Regions from separate parts of the Homo sapiens genome. Here region 1 is linked to region 2. The links are chromatin contacts, found by Hi-C or POLR2A ChIA-PET in ENCODE. All regions are on one chromosome and are shown on one strand. The core of a region is the stretch at or near the end of the contact, and the rest is flanking DNA. Distances in the headings are between cores, read along the strand shown.

The links. Hi-C counts contacts between places; a loop is a spot of excess contacts on that map. ChIA-PET counts read pairs that join two places held with the same protein, here RNA polymerase II (POLR2A). Pooled maps may share reads with other maps.
Region 1: a pooled map shows a loop between it and region 2 (3-fold over the local background). The contact joins the promoter of MRPS17 here to the enhancer-like site in region 2. A Hi-C loop is called at or near these places in 1 of 37 single-sample maps with no recorded cell type and 4 of 50 pooled maps. POLR2A ChIA-PET finds 5 or more read pairs at or near these places in 1 of 52 experiments (activated CD4-positive, alpha-beta T cell).

Annotation. Positions count from the first base shown.
Region 1 is chr7:55,947,893-55,953,624 of GRCh38, reverse strand. MRPS17 (mitochondrial ribosomal protein S17) reads right to left here and starts at 1,748. Exons shown (of 3, transcript NM_015969.3): 1 at 1,695-1,748; 2 at 307-446. The coding sequence starts at 429. RefSeq lists an enhancer at 1,636-1,695.
Region 2 is chr7:55,695,254-55,701,771 of GRCh38, reverse strand. It overlaps the pseudogene FKBP9P1. Among named protein-coding and RNA genes, the nearest start is that of VOPP1-DT, 130 kb to the right of the region's middle. Within about 2 kb of position 2,456, at least 3 of the 41 ENCODE cell types and tissues checked have a DNase peak (open chromatin) inside an H3K27ac peak, as active enhancers do.

The DNA of each region.
Region 1 (5,732 bases), core at 499-2,998, 250 kb before region 2:
GTCTCGAACTCCTGATCTCAGGTGATCCAACCGCATCGGCCTCCCAAAGTGCTGGGATTACAGGTGTGAGCCACCTCATCCGGCCAGTACTTTGCATACAGAATGACTACAGCAGTTAGAGTGGATTGACATTAACTGTTTTCTTGGAATGTGTAAACCGTGTTATACCTACAGACCAGCAAAATGCCTGGCTCAAAGCAGATGAGAGACAAGACATCTTTACTGAGAGATAAATGTTTTTTTGCTTAGGACCCAGGACATGGTGGTGATTTACCAAAGCCACCCGGAAACAAGAATGTTTCTCACCTTTAATAAATAGGGATCCAGAACAAGCCTGGTCACTCTCACTTTAGCAGTCTTTTGCATTTTTGTCCCAATCACCTTCCCCACAATCCATCTGGCATGGACGGATGAGCGAACTACGGACATTACGTGGCTTTGGTCACCTGAAAAGCAAATTCCAAAGTCTCATATTCTGGTGGTTATGATGCCACATGAATTTTGTCACAAGAACTGTCCAGGTTAGTCCAGAAACAGTTTTTTTCTTTTTCGTTCCCCCCTCCACCCAGAAACAGTTTTGTTTTGTTTTTTTTTAGATGTAGTCTCTCTCTGTCGCCCAGGCTGGAGTGCGGTGGTGCGATCTTGGCTCACTGCAAACGCCGCCTCCTGGGTTCACGCCATTCTCCTGCCTCAGCCTCCCGAGCAGCTGGGACTACAGGCGCCCGCCACAACGCCCGGCTAATTTTTTTGTATTTTTAGTAGAGATGGAGTTTCACCGTGTTAGCCAGGATGGTCTTGATCTCCTGACCTCGTGATCCGCCCGCCTCGGCCTCCCAGAGTGCTAGGATTACAGGCGTGAGCCACCGCGCCCGGCCATATGTATTTTTCTTTAGATGAAGTTTAGTTCTTTCGCCCAGTCTGGAGTGAAGTGGCGCGATCTCGGCTCACTGCAACCTCCGCCTCCCGGGTTCAAGCGATTCTTCTCCCTCAGCCTCCCGAGTAGCCGGGACTACAGGCCCGCACCACCACGCCGAGCTAATTTTTGTATTTTTAGTAAAGACAGAGTTTCACCATGTTGGCCAGACTGGTCTCGAACTCCTGACCTCAGGTGATCCGCCCGCCTCAAGCCTCCCAAAGTGCTGGGATTAAGAGGCGTGAGCCACCGCGCCCGGCTTGAATCACCATTTCAGAGATGCTTACACGTTCCCCACTACCCAACCTCTCATCTTTACAGCGCTTACAAAGCGGTAACTTTAACTTCGCCAAGCCTCACGTTCCCCTTCTGCAAAATGGGCAGGCCTATTTCGCAGGAGTGCTTTGAGAATTTGACCCACAGAACGCTCAATACCACGGACAAACGCTGGACGTTACTGGTCCCTTATCTCTCTCCACCCCGCTGGGTCGCCTCTCCCCACAGGCTCAGTGCCCAGGTAGCACTCGGCGGGGCCGCCGCGGTGTCCCCCTCCCCGGCCCAGCGACGGATGACTTGGGCTGCTTTTGAGATCAGTTCACAAGCCATTCCACCAGGCTTCGGAAAGGTTGGGGTGATTCGTGCCCTCGCCCCAGACAACCCCGAGGTCAGACGAAGCGATTCGCTCTCAGGGCTCTCACGCGAGGGTGCCTTGGGTCCCCAGCAAATCCTCCCCCGGCAGCAATACCCCGGAGCCTGCCCTCACCTCCACCACGAGACTCACCTCCGCCAAGACTATGCAGCCACCTGCCCCGGGGAGCGCCGGTCGCAGCGGGATGGCGTCACGCCGTACGCATTGGCTCAGTCCCACACTACCCCTCTCGTAGGCCGTGCATCTCCTTAGCCGTGGGCGGAGTTAAAGGCAGGACCCCGCCCACTCTCCCTTAAAGGGACCCGCGGCGGTGGCGGGGTCGGGGGCGCTGACCTCTGGTTTCCTAACGCGCGCAGCTAGTGGACAGTGGCGCAGGAGGTTTCGGACTTTTCTTTCATTCTTTTGTTTTGTTTCTTTTTTTTTTTTTTTTTTTTGAGACGGAGTCTCGCTCTGTCGCCCAGGCTGGTGTGCAGTGGCGCGATCTCTGCTCACTGCAACCTCTGCCTCCCGGGTTCAAGCGATTCTTCTGCCTCAACCTCCCAAGTAGCTGGGATTACAGGCGTGCACCACCATGCCCAGCTAATTTTTGTATTTTTAGTAGAGACAGGGTTTCACATGTTGGCCAGGCTGGTCTCGAACTCCTGGCCTTAAGTGATCCAACCACTTTGGCCTTTCAAAGTGTTGGAATTACAGGCGTGAGCCACCGTGCCTGGCCTAAAAGTGTTTTTTTTTTTTTTTTTTTTGAGACAGGGTCTCACTCTTGTTGCCCAGGCTGGAGTGCAGTGGCATGATCTTGACTCACTGCAACCTCTGCCTCCTGGGTTTAAGGGATTCTCCTGCCTCAGCCTCCTGAGTAGCTGGGACTACAGGCATCTGGCACCACGTCCAGCTAATTTTTTTTATTTTTAGTAGAGACGGGATTTCACCATGTTGGCCAGGCTGTTCTTGAACTCTTGGCCTCAAGTGATCCACCTATTTCGGACTCCCAAAGTTCTGGGATTACAGGCATGAGCCACTGTGCCTGGCTGGTCCAGATTTACCTATACTTTCCCTGACCAGTTATTGTATCAGAAGTTTTTCAAACGAAAAATATCAGTGGGGAGTGGTACTTAGCAACAAAGCTCTGAGTGCTAGGTGAGCAACTTGCTACTGGGATTTTCCTGCCTGTAGGCTATTTCAGCAGATGTAGCTATCGATACATTGAAACATACACACACGCACACACACACCTACCTTTAAACAGCAGTGGGTTTCTTTCTTTTTTGGGACGGAGGCTGTCTCTGTCGCCCAGGCTGGAGTGCACTGGCGCGATCTCGGCTCACTGCAAGCTCCGCCTCCCGGGTTCACGCCATTCTCCTGCCTCAGCCTTCCGAGTAGCTGGGACTACAGGCGCCTGCCACCAGGCCGGCTAATTTTTTGTATTTTTTTTAGTGGAGACGGGGTTTCACCGTGTAAGCCAGGATGGTCTCGATCTCCTGACCTCGTGATCCGCCCGTCTCGGCTTCCCAAAGTGCTGGGATTACAGGCATGAGCCACCAGTGGGTTTCTTCTTTTGCTTCACCAGTTCCGTATTTTTATCTCCTTTCTTCCACAGTTAGAACTCTGGTCCCTACCCCGACAACATCAATGATTAATGCTAAATCCTATAGTATACACTATATGCTTTTGGAGTTGTACTAACAATATCCCGACTAAAAACAAACTTTCTAAGTGATGCGTGAGATTATTTTTTGTGGTTCTTTTTGTCCTTAGAGTGTACAATGACAGCACTGTGTTCAACATTTCTTGGGATTCTTTTTTTTTCTTCTGTGTGGTTGTAACAATATTCTATACAATTAGATTTTTTTTTTTTTTTCAGACGGAGTCTCGCTCACAATCTCGGCTCACTGCAAGCTCTGCCTCCTGGGTTTACGCCATTCTCCTGCCTCAGCATCCCGGGTGGCTGGGACTACAGGCACCCGCCACCACGCCCGGCTAATTTTTCTTGTATTTTTAGTAGAGATGGAGTTTCACCGCGTTAGCCAGGATGGTCTCCATCTTGTGACCTAATGATCCGCCCGCCTCGGCCTCCCAAAGTGTTGGGATTACAGGCGTGAGCCACCGTGCCTGGCCTTCATTTTTATATGTTTGTATACAATTTTGTATTCGAGGATAGGAAAAACCATATCCTTTTAATCTTATTTTTTGAATGTGTAAATCATTAAAATGGTTCAAAAATTAAAACTTTAAGGCTGGGCGCAGTGGCTCACGCCTATAATCCCAGCCCTTTGGGAGGCCGAGGCATGCGGATCACCTGAGGCCAGGAGTTCGAGATCAGCCTGTGGCAACATGGTGAAACTCCATCCCTACTAAAAATACAAAAATTAGCTGGGCATAGTGACACACGCCTGTAATCCCACCTACTCAGGAGGCTAAGGCAGGAGAATCGCTTGAACCTGGAAGGTGGAGGTTGCAGTGAGCGGAGATGGTGCCAGTGCACTCCAGCCTGGGTGAGGGAGTGAGACTCTGTCTCAAAAAAAAAAAAAAAAAAAAAAAAAAAAAGGGACGGGAAGGGAGGGGGGAAGGGAAGGGGAGGGGAGGGGAGGGGAGAAGGAAGGACTAAAACTTTAAAAAGATACAAGCAGAGAAATTTCATTCCATTCCCAATCTTTTTGATCTTGTTCTTGTTTCCCATAGGTAACTAATTTATTAGTTTCTGGTTTGGCCTGCTTATATTTCTTTTTGCAAAGATTGTATATATTCTCTTACAAAAGTAACATTCTATGTAGACTGCTTTGTATTTGCCCTTTTCACTTAACATATCCTGGAAGAATCGCTCCAAATCAGCTTCTGGAGTGTACTGAACATGCTGATCTTTCTTTTCAGTTGCACAGAACTTTACTATGTGAATGTACAATAGTCTTTTTTTTTTTTTTTTGAGACAGAGTCTCACTCTGTCACTGAGGCTGGAGTGCAGTGGGGTGATCTTCGCTCACTGCAACCTCTGCATCCTGGGTTCAGGTGATTCTCCTCCCTCAGCCTCCCGAGTAGCTGGGATCACAGGCACTCGTCACCATACCCGGCTAATTTTTGTATTGTTAGTAGAGACAGGGTTTCATCTTGTTGGCCAGGCTGCTCTTGAACTCCCGACCTCAAATGATCCACCTGCCCTGACCTCCCAAAGTGCTGGGATTACAGGCGTGAGCCACTGCACCCAGCCTTATTCATTATTGACCTAAAAATATATATTTTTTTCTTACTAGGTACGAGCATATGTACACACACACATATATATGTATGTGTATATAGATTTGTTCCTGTTTAATCAAGAAATAATAAACATTGGGGTGCTAGGCAAGCCAAGTAATCTTGGAAAAAGTTACTTCAACAAAGTAGAAAGATGGTCTAACAGTTAAAATAGTTACTTCAACAAAGTAGAAAGACGGTCTAACAGTTAATTGGCTCTAATGATTACATACAATAATAACCAAGGAGAAGCAGGATTCAACAGTGTGTTTCAAAATGATTAAGCAGCCAAATGTTCTACAATGAAAAGCTGACTACAAAAACTGCACTCTTCACGAAGAAGGAGCTGGATGGCCTTTTGATTATACAAATAAGGAATATAAAGGCTTTGGAATAATGCTAGCTAAAAAGATCATTATGTCCTGTCAAAAAAATGACCAGACAATGGCTAGATACTTTTGGGAAAGTTCAAGTCTCAAAAATTTAAAGTTTATACAAAAGGTCTTAAAATGTCCCACAACACTACAAGTGATATTTTGTTATAAAAGACCAAATAAGAGTTATTTCATTGATGCAAGGTCTTATGGATGACGTGACCAAGGATGAGGCATTGCTAATGCATATGCTACAATTTAGTTTGAGACAGTATTATTATTTTGGGTCTGGTAAGATTGGCAGGCGGATCACAAGGTCGGGAGTTGGAGACCAGCCTGGCCAATATGGTGAAACCTCATCTCTCTTAAAAATACAAAAAAAAAAAAAAAATAGCCGGGCGTGGTGGTGCATGCCTGTAATCCCAGCTACTAGGGAGACTGAAGCAGAAGAATTGCTTGAACCCAGGAGACGGAGATTGCAGTGAGCTGAGATCATGCCACTGCACTCCAGCCTGGACAACAGAGCAAGACTCTGTCTCAAAAAAAAAAAAAAAAAAAAAAGGTCGGGTGC
Region 2 (6,518 bases), core at 1,207-3,706:
TTGGGAGGCTGAGGCAGGAGAATCGCTTGAACCCGGGAGACGGAGGTTGCAGTGAGCCAAGATCTTACCATTGCATTCCAGCCTCAGCGACAGAGTGAGACTGTGTCTCAAAAAAAAGAAAAGATAAAAGAACTTATAAGTTAGTTTAGGGGAGGACTGACGACTTTGCTTTTCTATTGGGGAACAGGATGGTTTTGCATTTACTTGTTTTTAACTTTTATTCAGCATTCACTACAATTCAAGCCCACCCCGCCATTCCGTCTCTCCTTCTGAGGCTCTTATATCCTGCCTCTCGGCTTGGCCCTTGCTGCCAGACCATTGCTCTTCCCTTAGGCAGATCCCACAGCCTTCGGTGTCTGCTATCTCCCCTCTGCCATGGAATCTTTGCAACTATTCCAGTGGGCAGCAATCCCCGCTGTGGGTACCTGCCATCTCTCTCACTACTTGGTGTCCCTTTGTCGGGAGCCCACCACGTAGGTATCCTTCTCTTCCCTGAATGTCTGGCAGTGGCTGCACATTGCTGGTGATCCCCAGGGTCCTGCAGGTGGGAACCTCGGGAGGGTGAGCCCTGCTCTGGCTGAAGCATGCTGGGAGCCGACACGGTCCTCCTCTTCCCTGCTGTGTTCCCCTCCAGGCCTTCCTGGCCAGTGCACCAGGAGGAGGCCTGGAGCTGCTCAGCGTGGGGTGCTGTTCTCAGTGGGTGGGAAGGGGGACTCACAGCCTCGTCTGGGAGTTTATGTGGACAATCTCCTGCTTCCTGGGTGAGGAGAGACATCTGTTGTGATTCTTTCTTTGTGCCCCATGACTTTGTGGTCTCTGAGGGGTATTGAGAAGGGAGAACCCCCACAGCTCTGCCTGTGTATCAGCCTGGCCCCGCTTGGCGGTCCCTCTTCTCCAGGGCATCATGCCCTGGCTTTGAGGTGAGGGAAGGGCAGGACCGATTGGCTCTTTCAGGACAGGCTTTCTGCCTCATCGGCACCAGGTGGTGTGGGGAAGGGGTGCAGGTCACGTGGTCCAGTTTGATAGTGGACTTGTGGCATATGAAGTTTTATTATTTTATTCTGGAATCATTATGCTGTGGGGAATTGATTCCTCTTTTTACCAAACTCATGGTAATAGACTCACTCGGCAGTTTACACACAGGCTGGATCTCTCCACTGAGTGGACTTGGGGCTCCTGCCAGGAGCACTTGGAAAACCCAAGTATTCACCAGGGTGGCGGGGTGAGCAGGGATGATAGTGGGGGCCTTTTGTCGGGCTGTGGTGGAGAGTGCGGAATTCATTACTCTCAGTGTGTATGCTGCTTTCCTGGCGATCGGAATCTTCATGTCAGGCTGGGTGCTATGGCTCAGGCCTGTAATTCCACACTTTCGGAGGCCAGCGCAGGCAGATCGCTTGAGCCCAGGAGTTCGAGACCAACCTGGGCAATGTGGTGAAACCCTGTCTCTACTAAAAATACAAAAATGAGCCAGGCATGGTATTGAATGCTGTAGCCCCAGCCACTTGAGGGGCTGAGGTGGAAGGATCACTTGAGCCCAGGAGGTTGAGGCTGCAGTGAGCTGAGACCAGACCACTTCACTCCAGCCTGGGAGACAGAGCAAGACCCTGTCTCAAAAAAAAAAAAAAATTAAAAAGTAATTAGAAAATAAAAACAGAATATTCATGTCCCACATATGCAGATATTTTCTCTTTAGATATTGGAGACATTATCCTTGTGACACATTCGTAGTTTCTGATAAGGGCTACGTTCGATTCTGTTTTTTGTTTTCAAGATAGGGTCTCACTCTGTCACCCACGCTGGAGTGCAGTCTTGTGATCTTGGCTCACTGCAACCTCAACCTCTCCGGCACAAGCAGTCCTCTGACTTCAGCCTCCTGAGTAGCTGGGACTATAGGTGTGTGCCACCACATCCAGCTAAGTTTTGTAATTTTGTAGTGACAGAGTTTTGCCATGTTGCCCAGGCTGGTTGAGAGCTTGATTGTTTTCATTAACTTGACGTGGTTATAGAGTGTACAGGCTGGGCACGGTGGCTCATGCCTGTCAACCCAGCACTTTGGGAGGCCGAGGCAGGAGGATCACGTGATCCAGGAGCTCAAGACCAGGCTGAGCAACATAGTGGGACCCCATCTCTACAAAAAAAAAAATTTATTACCTAGGTGTGGTAGCATGTGCTTGTAGTCTCAGCTACTTGGGAGGCTGAGGTGGGAGGATTGCTTGAGCCTGGGAGGTTGAGGCTGCAGTGAGCTGTCTATGATGGTGCCACTGCACACCAGCCTGGGTGACAGAGTGAGACCTTGCCTCAGAAAAAGAAAGTATAGCGTTCAATTTACATTAGCTCCATTTCTGTGTGGTGCTTCTCATAACCCACACTGCATTCATAACCTGACGAAACTGGAGGGCCACACGGCGTGTCTCTACAGGTGGCTGTTCACATGCTGTGTGGGGGTTCCTATTTACCCTTCCAGGGGAGCATGTTTCCTGGCTGTGTCATCAGATACTGTGGTTTACGCTGTTCCGGAGTCTGGAGGCCTCTGTGTGCCTTTGCATCTCTTTCCCAACTAATTTGCACAGCTGCTGTGGAGGCCCTCATGAATGACCTCTTTCTTTCCTTTCTTCTTTTCTAGCTACTCTCAGAACCGCACGTTTGACACGTACATTGGGCAGGGCTACGTGATTCCTGGGATGGATGAAGGTCTACTTGGTGTTTGCATTGGAGAGAAGCGAAGGATTGTGGTCCCCCCTCACCTGGGGTATGGAGAGGAAGGAAGAGGTGAGCATCAGCCTCACCTGCCTTCCTCACTAACTGTGGCTGCTTCCACATTGCTTGGAACAGGGCTTCTTTTTCTTTTTCTTCTTTCTTTTTGAGATAGGGTCTCCCTCTGTCGAACAGGCTGGAAAGTGTAGTGTGTGATCATCTTGTACTATGGCCTGAACTCTTGGCCTCAAGTGATCCTCTTGCCTCAGCCTTCGGAGTAGCTGGCACTACAGGCACGCACAACCGCACCCTGCACAGAGCTTCTTGAGAGCCAAAATATTGAAGCTAAAGTCCAGCTTAAGACTGGAATCCCCAAATAGGTTTAGTTTCTAGAGTTGTCCTGTTATTTCTCCTTGTTTCTCTGCCCATTTTCCTTTACCTTTTGAAAATGTTAAATCCTACACCAAAGTCGAAAGCACGTTACAGTGAATTCCACTTTGTGTTGCCAATTGTTAACATTTTGCTATATTTGATCTCTTTTTATATTTATTTATTTATTTTAGGCTGAGCCATTGAAAGTAAGTGCAAAAGCCCCTCTTTGGTTTTTGTTTTATGTATTATAGAATTCACCCATTTAAGTATACAATTTAGTGACTTTTAGAACATTTAGTGGGTTATGTAGCCATCACTATAATCCTGTTTTAGAACATTTTTGTCACCCTCATACCACACTTCCTTTTAAAAGTTACACAAATCATACATGTTGACTTAGGAAAAGAAAATACAGTTAAGCAAAGAAATCCTGCCACCCAGAAATAAATATTTTTTTTCCTTTTTTTCTTTTTTTTTTTTTTTTTTTGAGTCTCATTCTGTCACCCAGTCTGGAGTACAGTGGCACGATCTTGGCTCACTGCAACCTCTGCCTCCTGGGTTCAGGTGAGTCTCATGCCTTAGCCTCCCAAGTAGCTGGGACTACAGGCATGTGCCACCACGCCTGGCTAATTTTTTTTTAAATTTTCAGTGGAGACGGGGTTTCACTGTGTTGGCCAGGCTAGTTTCAAACTCCTGGCCTCAAGTGATCTGCCCACCTTGGCTTCCCAAAGTGCTGGGATTATAGATGTGAGCGCCATGCCATGCCAGAAATAAATATTGTTAATCTTAATCTGGTAGGCAGAATATTCAGCCCCTCCAAGTATCTATGTTCTAATCCCCAGAACCTGTGAGTATGTTACCTTACTTTATTTTGTTTTGAGACAAAGTCTTGTTCTGTTGCCCAGGCTGGAGTGCGGTGGTAAGATAAGCTCCTAACTCACTGCAGCCTCCAGCTTCTGTGTTAAAGTGATCCTCCTGCATCAGCCTCCTGAGTAGCTAGGACTACATGTGTGTGCTACCATGCACGGCTAATTCAAAAGCAATTTTTTTTTTTTTTTTGTAAAGACAGACATGGTCTTGCTATGTTTCCCAGGCCTGTCTGGAACTCCTGAGCTCAAGCAATCCTCCCACCTTGGCCTTCTGAAGTGCTGGGATGACAGGTGTGAGCCACCATGCCTAGCCTCCTGTTACCTTAATAAAAGGGACTTTACAGATTTGATAAAGGATCTTGAGATAGGAATAGTATCCTAGATTATCCAGGTGGCCTCAAAATACTTGCAACAGTCTTTGTAAAAGGGAGGCAGGCGGTCAGACCGGGGAAAAAGTGCTAAACTGCTGACTTAGAAGATACAGAAGGAGGACCCTGTCAGGGAATGAAGGTGGCCCCGAGAGGCTGGAAAAGATGGAAACACATTCTCCCCGGCAGCCTCCAAAAGGAACACATATCCCTAACAATACCTTGAATTTATGCTTCTGCCTTCCAGAATTAGGGGAATCCGTTTGCGTTGTTTTAAGCCAACAGGTTTGTGGTATTTTGCTGCAGCAACAGTAGGAAACAAATGCAGCCATGAAGTGAATGTCCTTCTGTACCTTTGAGTGTATGTATAGGTTTAAAAAAAAAATGCCCACCTACACTAATCAATACGGACAAACACGGGATTGTCTATGCGTATTACTTTGTGATTTCTCTCTTCATCCAATTTGTGGTGAACAACAGATACGTTGTGAACAACTTTCTATGCTATGTATTTTAATGGCTGCTCCCTCGCTTAGGAATAGTTGATGCAGTATTTATTTTGTTTTCGTATTCTTTTGCTGATGGAGGCTGGCCTTGCTGGCTGTACATTTATTTTGTTAGTTCTGTTCTGTTTTTTTGTTGATACATCATATGTATCTTGAGAGTTTTCCCAGTAGTGTTCATCCCAGAGGATCCAAGAAACGTCAAGTTGGTTGGAAGGTAGGTTGTACAATGGAGAAATGTTTTTTTCTCCCTGACTTAAATTTCTGATTGATGAAACCACAACAGATCACAGCTTAAGATCCATTCGACAGGCCTTTCTTCACACATCCTGCTTGTCTAGTGTCTTGATGCTCTATTGCTTTTTATCGTGTGGATTTCTACTTCTAGTCAAATATAAACAGAAACAGATAAATACTTTCTGAGTGTTCTTGTTTCTTTATGGCCTGAGGACTAATCTTTCCTTTCTTTGAAAATAATGCATTGATGGAAAACATTTGCTTAAATTACTTTTTTTCCTCTTGGCTTTCTATCAAGTATGAGACAGAGCTCTGCAAAGAATTATATAAGCCTCTGGGAAGCAGCCGAAGGCTCATAAATTTTCTGGGCAATGAGACTGCTTCATCCTGAATCACGTTGCTGTGGGAGGAGGGCACCCTGAGTGACCCTGAGGTATAAACCCCAAGTGCTCTTGAGTGGAGTCTACCTCTGTCCTCTCCTGATCAGCACCCTTGGCCTCTTTGTGGGGGTTACATAGGAGCTCATGCTGATCCCTGAGGGGCTGACCCGAGAGGGGTCAGGATGCTGAAGCTGTCTGCTTAGTGGCTTCTTCACTGCATACCACAGGGCCAGGCACATTGTGAATGTTTGGCAAATATTTGTGGAAGGAATGAATTGTGGGCTGACCGTGTGCTCTCAGCCTCTATCAGCATTTCATTCTGTCACAGCCATTTTCCCCTGCAAGATTGGTGGAGGGGAAAGGGTAGGCCTCCTGGGAGAGGTTCTGGATCTTTCTGCCATCTGCTTTGTTCCATGGGTCAGCCCTGAAATTAGGGCACTTGGATGGGTTTGCAGCCTCAAAGTGGGGAATGGATTCTGCCTGCGAGGATGTGTAAGCATCACTTCATCGATGGTTTGCTGTTACTCAACTTCCAGATTACCTTTTGAGCACCCTTTTAGGAAAGAGAGGAAAGTTAATAAATTACATTTTACCCACTGTGTGTCTGGGACTTCTTGCACATGAACTCATTCAAACCTGGAAACAGTCTTCTGAGGCATCATTACCCTCATTGTTTAGAAATATAATGAGGCCCAGAGAGTTCCACCCGTGTGTCCAAGGCCACAATAGCTAATCCATGATGGAGCTGGAATTGGACCCAGGGCTCTCTGACCCATATGTGTCCTAGACAGACAGAAAGAATGAGTCCCCATTAGGTAGTGACTTGTTGATACCCATATGTGGAGAACCGAGACCTCAAACTAGAAGTCCTAGAGCTCTCAGAGGAAACACACCCGCTCAGAGGAAACCCACCTTCCTCAGAGGAAACCCACTCCCCTCAGAAGAAACCCACCCCCTCAGAGGAAACCCACCCCCTTCAGAGGAAACCCACCCCCTTCAGAGGAAACTGACTCTCCGCAGAGGAAACCCACCCCCCGCAGAGGAAACCCACCCCCAGCAGAGGAAACCCACCCCCAGCAGGAGCTGCAGAGTTTC